Regions from separate parts of the Mus musculus genome. Here region 2 is linked to region 1. A link is a loop called in an ENCODE intact Hi-C map of the cell type or tissue named here. Cell type or tissue: left cerebral cortex. All regions are shown on one strand.

Evidence for each region. Hi-C counts contacts between places; a loop is a spot of excess contacts. Peaks named below come from ENCODE experiments on the same cell type or tissue, not always from the same donor. Only the 100,000 strongest peaks of a DNase experiment are listed, where the experiment ranks them.
Region 2: a loop joins it to region 1, with 2.0 times the contacts of the local background. A loop is called at or near these places in 2 of 42 quality-filtered maps.

Annotation. Positions count from the first base shown.
Region 1 is chr3:51,881,993-51,889,992 of GRCm38, forward strand. All of the region lies in intron 1 of Maml3 (mastermind like transcriptional coactivator 3), which reads right to left. Among named protein-coding and RNA genes, the nearest start is that of Gm46803, 180 kb to the left of the region's middle. In left cerebral cortex, no CTCF peak of the experiment used is centred here; DNase peaks (open chromatin) are centred at 127, 3,703, 4,103, 6,508 and 2 more places; H3K27ac peaks cover 1,636 bases.
Region 2 is chr3:51,785,074-51,793,073 of GRCm38, forward strand. The region is part of intron 2 of Maml3 (mastermind like transcriptional coactivator 3); the gene reads right to left. Among named protein-coding and RNA genes, the nearest start is that of Gm46803, 81 kb to the left of the region's middle. RefSeq lists an enhancer at 2,779-6,796. In left cerebral cortex, a CTCF peak has its summit at 3,054 (motif pointing left); DNase peaks (open chromatin) are centred at 3,844 and 4,065; H3K4me3 peaks cover 740 bases; H3K27ac peaks cover 1,315 bases.

The sequences.
Region 1 (8,000 bases):
TCCCATGGTAGGCCTCGCCACTTGAGAGTGAAAGGCATTGTTCATTCCCCAATGACAGCATGGCTCTTAAGCAAGAGAGGAAGCAAAGGAAGTTGTCCCTCAGAACAGTGCTCCCTCCAAGGGCACAGGAGGAAGTGCTCTCCTCCGCAAGTGGATTTCCTGTCAGGCCAGACAGTCTTCTGCGGTGCTCACAACCCAGCTCTGCAGCTGTTTTTGCAGAGGTCCAACTGCACGTCGTCACGAGTTCAGCTAATCCAACTCCAAAGAGAACGACATGGCGCATAGCAAGCCACCTGTGCAAGTGATGACAGATCACTCAGACAAGCACTTTCCAGGAACGCTGCAGAGCCACCGACAGAATCACACACTTCCCAGGAACCCCCAACCTGCTCACGAGCATCTGGACAGCTGTGAGCTCTCTAGTTCACCTTAGCCCCAACCCTTAAAGTCAGAGAAGACCGCCAGCAACTCACTGCTGTCATGGCAAAACTTCACACTACGATGCCCCTGCCTCACACTCCCTGTCACATTCACTTGTTGACATATTTAAATTTCACGTGCCCCTTTTCATGGTTTGGAAGGCTCGCACATAGATGTACGTGTGTGTGTGTGTGTGTGTGTGTGTGTGTGTGTGTGTAGTACATATGGAGGCTAGGGGACAACCTCCGTGCTGCCCCTCAGGCACCTTCTACTTCACTTTCTGAGACAGGGTCCCTGTTGGTCCCCAGTGGGCTCCACTGTCTAGCACACCCCAGGCATCTGCTTGTCTCAGCGTTCTCAGTGTTGGGATTACAAACGTGTACCGTCATGCCTTGCTTTTCTGTGTGGATTCCAGAGACACTGAACTCAGGTCCTCATGCTTTCGAGTCAAACACCTTAGGAACTGAGCATCCTTCCCCAGCCTGAGGTTTGGATCTCAAATGTCTCCCAAAGGCACGGGTGCTGAAGGCTTGGCGAGCCTGCCTGTGGCACAACTGGAACTTAAGGATGTGGGGCTTTAATGGGAGCAAGTGAAGTCACTGCGATGTTGATTCTCTGGTCTTCCCCTCCCCATTCTGTTTCTCATACAATGAGCAGACAGCCCCAGCACGCACTCCACCACCGTGCTTCACTAAGCCATCACCAACTCAAAACCTCAGGCCCAGAGAACCTTGGACGGAGACCTTCATAATAGTGATCCAAGACAAAGTTTTCTCCTTCTAGGGGACTTTACTAAGGCATGCCGCCATCATGAAAGCTGTGGACTAACACACCTCCACAGTGAAGCTGGGCAATGTGACCAGTGTCTGTAGAGGCTCGCTGAGGTCACAGAAGCAAATGACCCACTGATAGAGCCTAAAGACTCCGTCACTTTCCTGTAGTAGTTTGATTGTAACTGCAGGATTTCGACAGTGTTCCTACCCACCCTGTGGGTGTTCTGCCACTGACACAGAGATATACAGACATAAGGCTCTGAATGACAGAATCAGGATTACAGAATATTGGCACAGCTGACTTCTTAAAATGAAGGCTTACAAAAAATGGATTTTAGGAACTCTGGAGACCCTGAGAAGTTGTATGTAGAGTTTTGTGGGAGGCTTAGAAAGATGGCTTGGTGTTTAATAAGAGTTTTGTGATCTTGTTTTGTTTCGCTTTTTTTTTTTCAGAAAGAAGTCCAAAGCTTTTTATCAGATTCTTAGTATGACTGCCGGATCTCCAAAAGTTTCAAAACCAGACTCCTACAAGTTACTTAATAAGATTTGCTAGGTACAACTGTAAAGTTTTGTGTTTTGTGTCAAGAAAACTGTCTCTCGAGTACCTTTGGTTTCAGTCATGTCTAATCTCCTTTAACTCTGGGCTGCACTCATGAATATTAATGAATGTAAGGTCTCCAATCCAGGGAGATGCAGGCATGTTCTGCTGCAGTGGCCTCTGGGAGGCCGAGCATCAGGTGCCACGGAAAGCCACCCAGGAAACAGGTCACATGGGAGAGTCCGGGATATTTAAACAGAGAGTGAGAATAGTGAGAGGGCAGGAAGGGCATGGCTCGCCCTTATATAGCTGGTGATCCCCTGGTACGAAAAGAACTCAGTTTACCCCGTGTAGGTCTAGACGTGAAACTAAGATCATGGTTCCTTGTAACAGGGAAAAGACCCCATCCTCCATCTATGGAGGAGCTGGCGGAAAAAGCGATTAGGGAGATCCAGCTGCCTCCAGAGGCTAATGAGCTTCCTGTCTCTTGAACTTTCCCTAACCAGGCTGCATGTTCATCTGCCAGGGATTTGTAAAGGTATTTTTTTTATTGGGTGGAAGTTAGGAGAAAATGACCTCTTCTAATGCTATGAGCCTTCTATTAAGGTTTCCTGTGTCTCGTTAGCATTTCTTAGTCAAAGGCTCATACATTATTTTCCATTTGTGGAACAGACACTCAAGGCAAATCACTCGAAAACGAGAAAAGTGACTCTAAGTTTTGAGCTTTACACATTTTGTTAAAGCCAGGTGTACCTGGGCGTGGCCAGTGCATGTGCCTCACACCTGTCACTCTTACGAGTTTCTAAGGTTTTATCAGAGGTGGCCCCACCCTCCTACATACCTCAGTTCAGTTAATGTATGGGCCACTTCGATTCCCACCTTACCCTCTCCAGTCTATCCTCTGCAAGTCATCTCAGCACTAGGGAAGCAGAGGCAGGGGGATCTCTGTGAGTACAAGACCAGGCTGGTCTAGATAGTGAGTTCCAGGCCAGCCAGGGCTACACAGAAAGACCTGTCTCCAAAAAAACAAACAAACAAGCAAAAACAAAAACAAAAAACCCAAATAGCCAAAACAAAAAAAAGAAAAAAAAATTCAGGTCACGCTTTTCCGTCTAAATTTCTACAGATTTTCACATTCATCAAAGTTAAATTTGTCACATGGCTTAGGAGATGCTGGTTGGCTTTACACATTTTGGCCCCACCCTCTCCTGTAGCAAAGCTCTCTTACAATTATGACCTATGCTAACTCTGCAGTTCCCTGCCTGTACAGAGGGGCAGACTCCCAGGATTGAGGTTGTCCTGGCCACTCTGCCTCCCTGCCATCTCTTTCTCTCACTTTCATCTGTTTGATCTTCATGGTGCCCCTTGTCATGATGTATAATCCCCTCGCCTGTCACTCCTCCCCTTGGGCCACCTTCTTCTCCACAGGAGTGTAGACTCGGTGGTAGTGACCTTGCCTGGTTACTTCTTAGACGGCCGAATCTCAGCCAACCCCTGAGTGGTTTCCAGGATGGACTGGAGAAACAAAGGGTACAATGAATGAGCAGTCTCCTGGACAAGTCTGTTCCCGGGGAAGCTGTGTATAGCCCCAAACATGTTCTTCTCCTGGGTCTTAAACATGAATATGTATTCAGTCTTCCTCCTTTTGGAAGTGCTATACAGATCACAAGCCCAAGAATTTTGGAATGACCCTCAAGAAGCTCCTTCACAAAACTGAAATCCTAAGATTAGAGAGAATTCTTTCAGTGAAGAGAGAGAGACACTGCCCGAAGCCACAGTTTCCTCCCCTGCACCCTGGGGTAAAATCCCCCAAGGGTCCCTAAGACAATCTCCCCGTCCCCACCACTGCTGAAGGCTCTCAAAAAAAAAACATTCTGGGAGCAAGGAACAAGAGATTCTGAGATGGGTGACTGAGGAGGTGGGAGAGACTCCTTCTCTGGAGTTCTTTAAAAATAGAGCAGCCATCTGGGATGGTTTAGATACGGCCTCTCTGAAAGGCGGGGGATTGGAGGGGGATGGAAGATCTAAGGCCCATCTCATCTTGGATTTTCTGATATTTCATTTTCAAGTTTTACTCATGGCAAGAGCCTGAAAAGAGCTAGAAATTCACTTTTTTTTTCTTTTCAACCAATCACTACATCCCATTTTGCTTCCAACGGCAATTCTGCTGTCTCAGTAGCCCCCGTGCTTCAGAGGGGCGATTTGGATGTTATGGCCTTTTGTGTTCCATAGGAAGTTTGGGTGAAACTTGACTTCCATTCTCCCTTTCAGAGGAAGCTACTATGGGAGGTGTGTTTAGATGTTGGGAAATGATTGCTGGGGACGTGCAAATCCAGGCTTGGGTCCTGGCCATGCCACTGGAAAGGACAGAGCAGGAGGAAGCAATGGCTGGAGGAACTTGGCCAGGCTCCTGTGGGCTGTGGTGCAGTCCACACTGGGACCTGCTGCAAGAGCTTAAGCCTTGGAAGCCTCGTTTGCTGTAACTATTGCTTCTCCATTTTGTTAGCTTGATGGAATTAAGCTCAATAAAGCCGACGTGTGTAAACAACAGAGAGTGTGCTTTTCTGACAGGAAGCCATTTTCTGATTCTCCTCTTGTTATTCTTGCTTTTTGCATCAAAGCCTCAAGGTCAAAAGAATAATGGATTTTAAGACCTAGAAGGTCACATTTTACTATTTTTTACCATAGAGGCCACACTGGAAGAAAAAAAAAAGAGCCTTGTTAAATTTGTTCCTCAGCAGTATTTGCATGCCATGACTATTTTTTTTTAAACTCAAATAAACTTGATTGTGATTATCAAATACATTAATTTTAAAATGCTCATTGCAAGAACTCCTGTACCTAACAGACTAATGCCCAATCTGAGGCAAGTTGTTTATCCTTAAAGAACACAAACAGCTTCTAATGATGACATTAAGTCAGTTAAGAGTGTCCACTGCTTTGGGGGAGGGCAAGACCTCAGTTTCCAGAACTCATGTCAGGTGGCTCACCACTGCCAGCTCCCGGGGCTGTGACACCCTCTTCTGATCTCTAAGGGCATCTATGCTCATTTGTCCATACACATTCATACAGTCTCACACGTAACATAAGTAATGAAAATAAATCTTTAAAAATATTGCCTTTAAGTCAGATCAAAGGGTCTTCACAAATCAGATTTGGAAATTGATCTTATCTTGTCACATGATTTCAGTCACACACCTATAGCCTTTCCTTCCCTGATTGGTCCTAGGACAAGGGCTGAGTGTCTATGCATTTGGTCTTCAGGGTCTGTGAGCACTGTTACTTCTAGAACTTCAGTATCCGAGGGTCAAAGGCAGAGTACGGATTCCCTGAGGTGGTTATTTTCTTTGTTTTGTTCCTTTTGCTTTTCTTTTCTTTCTCTTTCTTTCTCTTCTTTTTCCTCTTCTTCCTCTTCCTTCTCCTTCTTCTTCCCTGTTATCTGACATAAGTTGGGATCACCTGGGAGTAGGGGATCCTCAACTAAGAAAATGCCTCTATCAGATTGGCTTGTAGGCAGGCAAGCCTATGGGGTACTTTCTTGATTAATAGTGGATGTGGGAAAGGCCAGCCCACTGTCAGTGGTGCCATCCCTGGACAGGTTTTATTAGAAGCAGACAGAGCAAGCCACTAAGCAGAGCTCCTCTATGGCCTCTGATTCAGTCCCTTCTTGCTTCCAGGTTCCTGCCTTGAGTTCCTGCCCTGTCTTCCCTTCACGCTGGGCTGGAAGTTGTGAGATTCCCTAAATAACACCTTCCTTCCTGAGCAAGCCAGGACACTCCAGACCTTACCCCTAGGCTAGACCTCAGTGGGTAGAGCACTTGCTCAACGTGTATGAGGCTCCATGTTCCTTCCCTAGCACTGCATAAAGCAGGAATGGAATCCCAGAACTCAGGAGTTAAAGGCATGGGATCCTAGGATAGACAGTGAGTTCCAGCCTACTCTGGTATATTTGAAACTCCATCTCAAGAAAAGAAAGAAAAAAATAAAAGAAAGGAAATACTCTCAAAAACAAAAAGCAGAAATGAATAGTCTGAAAGAATATTAATAAAATGACTTTAAGGTGTTTCCCTACAATAATCTACAGGCCAATTGTTACACTTTGGCACACCTTGTTACAGAATTGCCTCTTGTTGAGGGAGGGAGGGTACAGATGCATCCAAGAAGACAGAAACAGCTGACCCTTTAACAGCAAAATTAAAGGTCTGCAGGGACCTTGCTGTCTGAGGTGCATGGCTCCAACTTCCCATCTCTAAGGCTCCAACCCCAGAGCTGGCATCCTGGAGTATACCGATGAACGATAAATGCTGTGCAGGAATTAAGCTTGGGCTAGGGCATGGCCACAGAGCTACCATGAGGGTGGAGTACTTAACCCTCATCGAGACTGGGCTGATTTGGGCTCAGTTAGGCTGCAGTTGGAAACAGGCAAGGCAGACCGTCTGTCTGCTCTAGAATCTTCTCTGTGCTCTACTTACTCAACTGAGGCACCTGAGAACACAGTTCCCCAACTTTCTCTGGCTGGACCCTGCTGCCCTCTCTTCTCCTTTTGATCCAGTTTACCCCTCATTTTCTTCCCGACCCTTAGAAGTTCAGAGCCCTTTCCCCATTTCTCACACTGCTCCCCTCAAGTCCTAACCCCTCCCCCACCTCCAGGCTTCAGGATGGCCCCGGTGGATGCTGCAATGCCGGGTTTCCCAGCCTCTGGCTTGCTCGGATCCCCTCCCCCTTCTGGCTGGCACACAGAAGCTGGCCACTTTGTGTATTTACAAACCACAGTTTTCTGTCTGCCTCCCTCCCTCAAGCAGCTTGCTATTGCTCCTGTGCGGTTTTCCTCACAGCCTTCCCTCACAAATTCAACACCACCACTCCCTTGGTGCAAAACAAGCGGGGGGGGGGGGGGGGGCTTGCTGGGGCTTGCAAAAAGGAGGGGGGGGCGCGCTTTCCTCCAGTCCGTTCTTTGCCACTGCCGGTGTTCAAGCCAATCTGTGGGGAGTTGGCAATTCTAACATAATGAGATATTAATGAGTTTTGCACGTGTCCCTAGCCACAACACTTCTAGTCCCCTCCCCTTTCACCTTCCTCTTCTAGAAACCTGGGGCGAATGGGCTCCATCTCTAACACTGGGAATCCTGCGTTTCCCCTTGGAGCCCATCCTGTCAGGCTCCAAAGTGGGGCGTAGCTGCCCGGCTCACAGCTCACCTCAAGCCACCAGTATTACAGAGCACCAAATGGTCTGGCATCGCCTTGTTTCCTGGCCTAATGGATGCTTGTTTAAACACCGGAGCTGTTTGCATTGCTGCGGCTCACTGCCTGTTAAACACAGTCCTCTGAAACCCTATGCCAATCCAATAAAGGTATCAGCAGTTCGGTGTGGGGAGGCAATTACTATATAGTCCCAAGTGTGCCTTTCTAAGCTCGAGGAAGGAAAATGTGATCGAACAACTAAAAGGAAAATCTGATTCGGCTCAGCATCACGTGGAGGACACAAGGCTTAACTGCAGCCAGGTCTGTGGAGGGCAGAGGGAAATCAATGCGCGAGCAAGCGCACATCAGCAGCAGAGCACTAAGCCAGCCAGTTAGTAACACTGTCCCCCATGCTCACCAGAGGCACCCGCCTGTCCTACCCTGTAGCTCCCTTTGGCCTGCTAGCTTGCTTTGTCATCACAGGGGCTACACTAACTTAGATTTTAATGACGATCTGTCATTTTTCTGAACACCCTGCCTCTTCTCTCTCACCTTTAATTCCTTAAGCACTCACATAAAAATGGCTTTTCTTGTGCAAGATCATTACCATATCAAAGGAGTCAGAGAGGGAGTAAAAATGATAGAGGGGTAATATGCAGGCAGGCAGGAGAAGGCGAGCCTGCTCCAGAGAGGCCTGCGGGTCCCTAACCTCGAATTAATGATACCAGTCAATAAGGCAATGGATCTGTTTTCTACCTACGCTAAGTCTGAAAAATCAGGGGAATTAGGCCCCAGATTTACCTTACTTCTCACCCAAGAAGAAGTTTTAGGAAGGTGAATTCTTCCCTGTGTTATGAAGTTCTGAGCATGCCGGGAATTGGATTGCTTTCCCCTCTATTCCATTTAAAACCCTGCTCCAAAATGGCCCTCCTTTCTCTAGGAGGAGCGAGAAACAGCAGTGCCTTGTGTCTGGCAACACTGGGGAACGCTATCCACAATGCTCACTGGGGCGCCATCCATTTCCTAGGAATCTTGCCAAATCCCTGTCTGTTCCCCAAGGTTCCTGGCACAGGGGACAGAGCCAGGAT
Region 2 (8,000 bases), 97 kb before region 1:
ATGGGAAGCTTCTGAAAGCCTCTGGAAGCTTCCTGAGGGGGTCTGAATGGGAAGCTTCTGGAAGCTTCCTGAGGGGGTCTGAATGGGGCAGAGTCAGCTTTCTGACAGGAACAGAGGCGGTTCACCTCCGTTCCTGTGAAGCATGGAGAGGTTCAGACTTCCTTTTTAAAGGCATTTGCAGCTTGGTGTCCTACATTCAGTTAGACTAAGTATGAATCGACCTCCCCACGTGCAAGTGCTCAAAAAACCATCTCTCCTCTCTCCTCAGCGTTAGATCAAAGACCTGTAGCTGCCCATTTCCCTCAGGCCCTGCTCCCTGCCTCTCTCTCTGGGACAGATGTGGCCTTGCAGGCTGCCCATCGTCCTTACAGATGTGAGATATGCTCATGGTCCTACTTACTGCCTGCTTTCATGGCTCCTGGTACATAGGTTAGGTCAGGCAAGGTCACATGGTGTGGGACTTACCCTGGTGCCCTGAAACCTTCCAAGACAGAGAAATGCCATTTGTCATAGGAATCTGAAGGGAACAAAGGATCTAGAGGCTCCTAATATCGTCTAGTAGGCCACATGGCTGCTCATAGCCATGATTCTATGTCTCCCTCTCCCTTCAAGACCTCATTGCACTGTCTGCAGTACAATGTTCCATCTTTTCTAAGCCCCTCCCACTCAAGGTCCAACCATGGTTGCGCACGGCAGTGACATACTCTCTCCTAATAAAGTCCTTGAAGTGTAATTTGCTGTCAGCTCCTTCCAGTGAACACGTTTTCTAAGTTATAGCAGTCAGGCAGTGATCAGAAAAGGCACTTCCCTGAAATGGGTTTCTAAACGGAGCTAGAAGAGACGGGGAATCTGCAAGCAAGGGATCCCACACAGGAGCAATGCAGCAAAGGGCTCTGCCACCGGCTCCCAGCCATCTTAGCACCTCTGCAGACGGAAGCTGAAGGGCACAGGAGTGTCCTTGAAGACAAAGAAACTCATCCTGTATCGCATGTCTGCAAATGAATGGCAAAAGGTGAAGGTTCTGTGGATGGCTTACGGCTGGGAACAGGAGGCAAAGAGTGAACAACACAGAAAACAACCAGCAATGATACAAAAGTCCTAAATTGTACCCAGTAGAAATGTTGGCAAAGTCCACTATTTGTCTCATTTACGAAAAATATTTATTTAGCTATTGAATGCACAGACTCATATGCACACTAATACAAACCTTACCTAGACATGTGATATATATATATATATATATATACATATACATATATATATACACACACATATATACATATATAATGTATAATATACATGGAGTTATAATTTCGAAGGAGGGGGAGAGGAAGCTTGCTGGAGAAGTGGAAGAGCTGAGCACAATTCCCTGCGTTCCATGCTTGAGAAACGAAGGATCAACCACGGGGATACTTTTAGAAACAGATTCACCCCAGAAGAAACAGCTGAAATACTTGAAAGCTTTGGGAAGCAGAAACAAGATAGAAAGGAGAGAGTTGTGAGGACCAACCCTTCTCATCACACTCACTTAGTAACCTCTCATATAAACGTGGTGCCTGGATAATGATACAGGCTGAATACCAAAAGACCCAAGTAGTTAGTTAGCCTTGAACCCCTACATGGGATGACGGTGACAGGATGCATCTCATTGCCTCAAGCTTCCGCTGCCCTCCTGTGAGCTTTTCCCACACGGGAGATCGGGTACCTTGATCTCTCTGAATCTGTGCCCAAGAGTCCCAGAGTGTTGGTTTGTGGCGGTGGTGCAGGTATGGCACATTGCATGAAGCTCTGTGGTTCAGGCAGTTTTGGAACAGCGGGGATAGCTGCAAAGAGGGTGTGACTCCTAAGATGTGTTAACCTACTAGGTTACTGCAGTTTCTGGGACGCACAGGGCGGCTGGGAGCTTTCCAGAGACTGCCTGACTTTTATTTGCATTGGGGTTCTGTGAACCTCCCTCCTTGGATTCTAACCCTTCAGTTAGTAAAGTGTGCAGGGCTCAAGGTGATGGGGAGACCCAGGTGAAGAGAAAGGATAACTTCTGCAGAGAGTTTCCCAGGCTACTGTCATGGCTGCACTGTAGAAAAGAAAGAGCATCATTAGAGTCTAGTCTAATGAGGTGACATTAGCTAAGCCAAGAAAAAGTCACTGCATGTAAAATACAATTATCTGGAGAAGAACGTGTAAGTACCCTTGGATACAGAACACAAAAACCAATTTTGATGAAATGAGAATAAAATTCTAGGAAAGGCAGACTGGGGAGTTAGAGGCTGCGCTTATGCTAGAAAGAAAAATAGGTCCGTTCTGTAACACAGGGTTCCCTTAGTTTCTGTAGAAGGATGGCTCATAAATTCTGGAATAGATAAGGCAACATCCCGAGGTGTTCTGTGCTTGTTAAAGGAGAGTGTGTGTGTGTGTGTGTGTGTGTGTGTGTGTGTGTGTGTGTGTGTAGGCCAGAAAGCAACCTTGGATGTTCTTCACACACTGCCTACCTGATTTCTTGAGACTGGGTCTCTCACTGGCCTGGAGCTCATAAAGTAGGCTAGGCTGGCTCATCATTGAGTCCCAGGATAGCTCCTCTTTCCCAGCACAGGTCACCCCGGCTGGCTTTTTATGTGAATAGTGAGGACCAAATAGGTCACCATGCCTGAGCACCTTACTGACTGAACTACCACCCTGGCCCATGAAAATTCTTTTAAAGATGAATTACTTTTCTTAAGTCGGGTAGATATGGCCTGAGGCACGAAAATAGCCAACTTTTTAATTTGTTTTTGGACAGATTGTTATGTGCTGGCCCTTGTTTTAAAGTCCTCACGAAATCTAGATTTTTAAAGCTTTTTCGTTAGATTTTTTTTTAATCCTCAGAACAATTCTATAAGATATATAACGTATGTTTGAGAGGTCAAACTCCATTTCACAAAACAGAAAAGTAAGACATGGAGAAATGACATGTTTGGACTGTAGAGATGGCTCAGCAGTTAGGAGTGTTTCTTTTGGAGAATTCCCAGTTTGGGTTCCCAGCACCCACACTGGGCGGCTCACAATCATTGTATATCTACTTCCAGGGGAATCTAGTGCCCTCTTCTGGTTTCTGTGGGCACCTGCACATATGTGATGCATATAAATACATTCAGGCAGACATAATCATAAAACCAAAAAAAATCTTAAAAATAGGAATTAAGTTGTCAGCTGAAGATTATAAATAGCAAGCAATATCAGGTTGGGACTCAAATCTAAGGCTTCAGAATTCCAAGCACTTAGCATATCTATGTCTATAGAATTAAAAATTTAAAAATACACATCAACATGCAGAAGTCTAGGCAGGAAAAAAAGATCCTTCATCGTTGGGGTGGTTTTTTTTTGGGGGGGGGGACCTACTACTATATTGTATTTAGTTTTTGCTTTCTGTAGATTCCAGGTCAGGCTTCCCGAATTAACTGGGAAAAGTTAAAAGTTTTAGTTCAGTGCTGAAGTTTTCTCTGAAGATTCATTTCAGAAATCAGACCCGGGTTCCTCCCTTGTCTGCAAAATTTATCTTAGACCTCAGGAGGGAAAGGCAGCTTGAGCTGTAACACAGCCACAAAGAAGATGGCAGTGAACGGCAATAAATAACACTACTGACGTGTGGGCCCAGTGCATCAGGAAAAAAAAAAAAAGAAAAAGAAAAACCACTCCTGGCTTTGAATGGCAGAAACACCACATCTGTGCGTATTCACCCTGGATCTAATGCAAGTCTTTTAAGATCCCGGGCTCTGAGACAGAGAACCGTGAGTCAGTGGGGAGGGGAGAGAGCAGAGATAAAAATAGAGATGTTGATTACATTGTTTCTAATTCAGCCCAGCCCAACCGCTCCAGCCTGTGAGTCAACAGCAGCGGTTCAAAGACACAAAAAGGAGCGGGATGCTCTGTGCCACTGAGCAGAAGGGACGCGGTCACATCAGCACCTCTCCGACTAAACAGACCCATGACACTCAGGCTGTGTGGTGTGAGTTCAAAAATGAACAAGTCGGAAGTAGCGAGGGACAAAGTGGACGCAGATCGATGGACAGCAGAGCTCTGACCCTCTAGCGGAAAAAGCTGCCTTTTGTAAGAATCCTGGGCTGTGGGGGATGGGCGACAGAGCTTGTGCTTAGAGGCCAACTTCCACTCTTCAAACACTGTATTGTTTTCTCTGGGGCATAAGGCTTACTGCCATTCCAGACTGGTCTCCATGGCAGCAGGAGAGGAGGGAGAGGAGAGGAGGAACAGATGGGGGTCACAGAGGTCTTAATTCTCATGCAGGGGTCCTCCCTGCCAGCCCCTTTCTCCTTGAGGACCTGTGACATGTTGCACCTTCTCGGGGCCCAGGAAGCGGATGGTTTTGGTTCAGTTCAACTGGCTAGATCTTGGGAGCCTACTTTGTGCTGGTCTTTTGCCTCTTCTAATTGGCAGTAGTGTCTGTTGAAAATGGCCCGCCTCTGCTTGGTTTGGAAAGCTGAAAATGAGGAAAAGGCCAAGTTTCTGTTCCCCTAAGCTTTACCTTTTCCCAGACCGGGGCTATAAGCAGCCACAATGACAGGGGGACGCTCAACTGCTTTGTCGCCCCAGACGCTAACGCTCTACCCTTGGAAGGGCTGAGGTGGTCCCTCTGTAGCCTTAGAGTTCCTGGGCGGGTCTCCCTCTTTCTAGTTCCTTGCAAGTGTATGATATTGCAGGATCCCTCTAGGGCAGACCCCAGCCATGACGTTCCTCTGACAGTCTATTCTCTCAGGGCCTATGGGCATCAATGTCACTCTGATTTTAAAAGTCAGGAACCTAGGCTCCAACCAATACATCCCTCTCCTTCAAGGTCCATTTTCCAATATCAGCAAGGCCCTTACTGTAGGCCTCCAGGGCGCGGTGTCTATTGTACTGAATTCCATTCACTTACTCCTGTCTTTCTTTCTTCTCACCCCGTTCTCTCAGCCTTCAAATTATAGGGCTAAAGTTCTTTCCAAATAATTCTCTCCGTGCCCACTCCCCTCCACCAGCTGTGTGGTCAGATGGAGGTTTCCAAAAATGCAACTACAACTGCACTAGAACAGCCTGCCTGTCAGTCTTCAGCGGCCTCTCTTCACTGTTAGCACAGCGGGTAGAATCCTGGAAATGACGTGACCCCAGACTATTTCCCAGCTTCACCCCACCTCACTTTTCCCTGCCCATGAGCTGTGTCCCTCTAAGCCCTAGGACGTCACGACACGCTTTTTCCTAGTCACCACGTTCTGTCTTAGCCCATCCCGACACCACTTTTGAGGCTTGAGTACTGGTCCCCAAACTTCAGAGTCCATCCCAATCTCCTAGCTGTCTCACTATCTTACTGCACAACATTGTGCAACACTATCTTATCGCATAATAGTGGAAGGTTGCTTTGTTGTATAATGTACACTTCTGCCACTCATGGCAACAAGGCTGGAATGGAGGAAATAAGTCCGGAATAGAACAGCATCGTGTTCACACATACCCGGAAGCTAAAGGGTTGCTCTCACAGAAACAGAGAGTAGGATAATGGTTACTTGAGCCCGGGATCAGGAGCAGGAGGGATGGGAGAGGATGCTCATGGCTCGAGGAGGGCCCTTCAGGAGGAAGTAACTTTAAACATTCTTTAGCACTGTGGTACAACAGCAACTGACAGCCGTTCCATAAAATTTCAAAATGGCTGACACAAAGGACTCTGGCTCTTCCCCAGAGAAGGAGGTGACCTTTGTCTGAAGTGACAAATATGACAGTCACCCTGAATGGATCATTATATATTATATGCATGTGTTGAAATGTCACACTGTATCCTGTATGTATGTGCAGCTACTATGTGTTAATAATAAAAAGTAAAAGCATTAAAAAGCAACATACACAAACAGAAATAGTGGCACATGCCTGTAATCACAGCATTTGGACGGCCAAAGCAGGGGGATTGCCCTGTGTTTAAGGCCAGCCCGGAATACAGAGTGAGGGTCCATCTTGAAACCCCAAGACGATAAAGTACAGAAAGAGGGACTGGAGACATGGCTTGATGGATAAAGCACTTTCCACACAAACCTGGGACCCCTAGCACCCACCAAAAAGCCATGGGGTGTGACAGCCTGTAATGACAGAGCCCCACAAGAGGAAACAAGCAATCCCTGGGGTAAGCGAACTTGCTAAACCAGCTCAGCCAGCAAGCTCTGGGTTCAGCATCCATCTCTGCCTCAGTCAATAAGGTGGAGATTGATGGATGAAGACACCTGAGGTCAACTTCTGGACTCTACATGCACCGTGTGTGTGTGTGTGTGTGTGTGTGTGTGTGTGTGTGTGTGAGCACACCCAGAACATACATACTCTTCAACCACAAGTACACAAGCACACACACGCACACACACACACACACACACACAAAGGAAATAAAAAAAGATTTCTCAGACTTAAAGGAACAAAGCTGGCCAGCCACCACTGTGGAGTCTCTGGTTTCGTGGGTCTGAGGGAACCAGTCACTTGTGATTCCTGCAGGTCCCTGTGTGATGCTCCAGCTGCTGGGCCTGAAGCAGCACTTCCAGGACTGTCACCACTGGTCTTCGGGTCTCAGAGAAGCCTTTCTAGACAGAGCCCCATCTCCGTCCACTGTTTATTCAAACTCACAGCTGTGTTGTGTGTCTTTTCTTCCCAGCACCGACTTTTTGGGGACGATCACTAAGTGTCTGCATGCTTGGTTCACTGCTGTCTGTTTCTGTGGTTACTGATATAGCCATGAAGTTAGGGGCAATCTCCATTTTCTGTCTCCAGCATTTCCTAAGTATCTGGCACACAGCGTATGATCATAAATACACATCAAGAGTAACCTCGGTGATGACGTTTTCTGTAGTCACTGAGGCTGTACCATCACTGCCTCCAGTTACACTAGAAAAAAGCCAAGCTCACCAGAATTGATTTATTTTATAGGTTCTTAGGAATAGGAAAATGATCAAATACCATTGAATATCAATAAGAGCTGGAGAAATCACTGCAAAATATTCTTTTACCCATCACGAAGCCCACTTCCTTGAGCTGGGACAATCTAATAATGTAGTGCATGGAAGGAACTTAGTTTATAGCCTAGAAAGCAGCACACACTCTAAAATGTCAGCGATCGTTATAGCTATAGCTATAGAATAGAATAGGTATTGAATAGACTTCACAATTGGGATCTTTTAGCTCCTTCTAATTTCAAAGACTCTATCTTACATAGAACTACAGGTGTGAACTGTATCAAGTTGGAACTCATGCAGTATGTTGTATATATCCAATTATAGTGCTTATTAAGTGCCTGCTGTATGAAACCATTTGGCCTGCCCATGGAAGAATAGGAATCTGTCCCAGCCTCTTCCTAGTTCACATCCCCTCTATTCCTTAGCCTTTGCTGCTCCCAGCAAACATGCTGGAGAACTTGGGGTTGGTGATACAGCGTTTGTCTGGCATGAACAAGGTTTCTGCTGTAGTTCTTAGCACTGACACAAACCAAAGTCAAACAGGTAAACAGCTAAAATGTAGGGCAAAATGAAATCGCCACCAAATGGGGGAACTTATGAACATCTGGGAAAATAATTTCTGGCTCAGTTGGCATCTGGTTGTACCAGGGCAACAGAGAGAAGTCTTGGTGGCCAAGGACAGCAGCGAGTGCTCCAGGCTATCCAGCTGGAGAGAACTTAGGGGCTGCGGCTCTGACTCCCTGCAGTGTGTGGGTCACTGAGGCAAGAGAAGAAGCTCTGTACCTTCAGTGATCACAGAAGGCAGGAGGGAGAGGAGGCAGAGAAGAACCGCAAGCAGCTTAAGTGAACCCTTGGATGTGAGACTAAGAGGAAGGTTGGACCCTCGGCAGCTTCTTCCCAACACAGAAGCGTCACAGTCTCTCATCACATTACCTGGTCAACTTTGGCTGAGGGAAGGCAGGTATGACGTCTACAGTCATTTAGATGGCTATATGGGCAAAGCTAGCGCCACATGAGGGGGATTATTTTCTTCTAACTGGCTTGTATGGA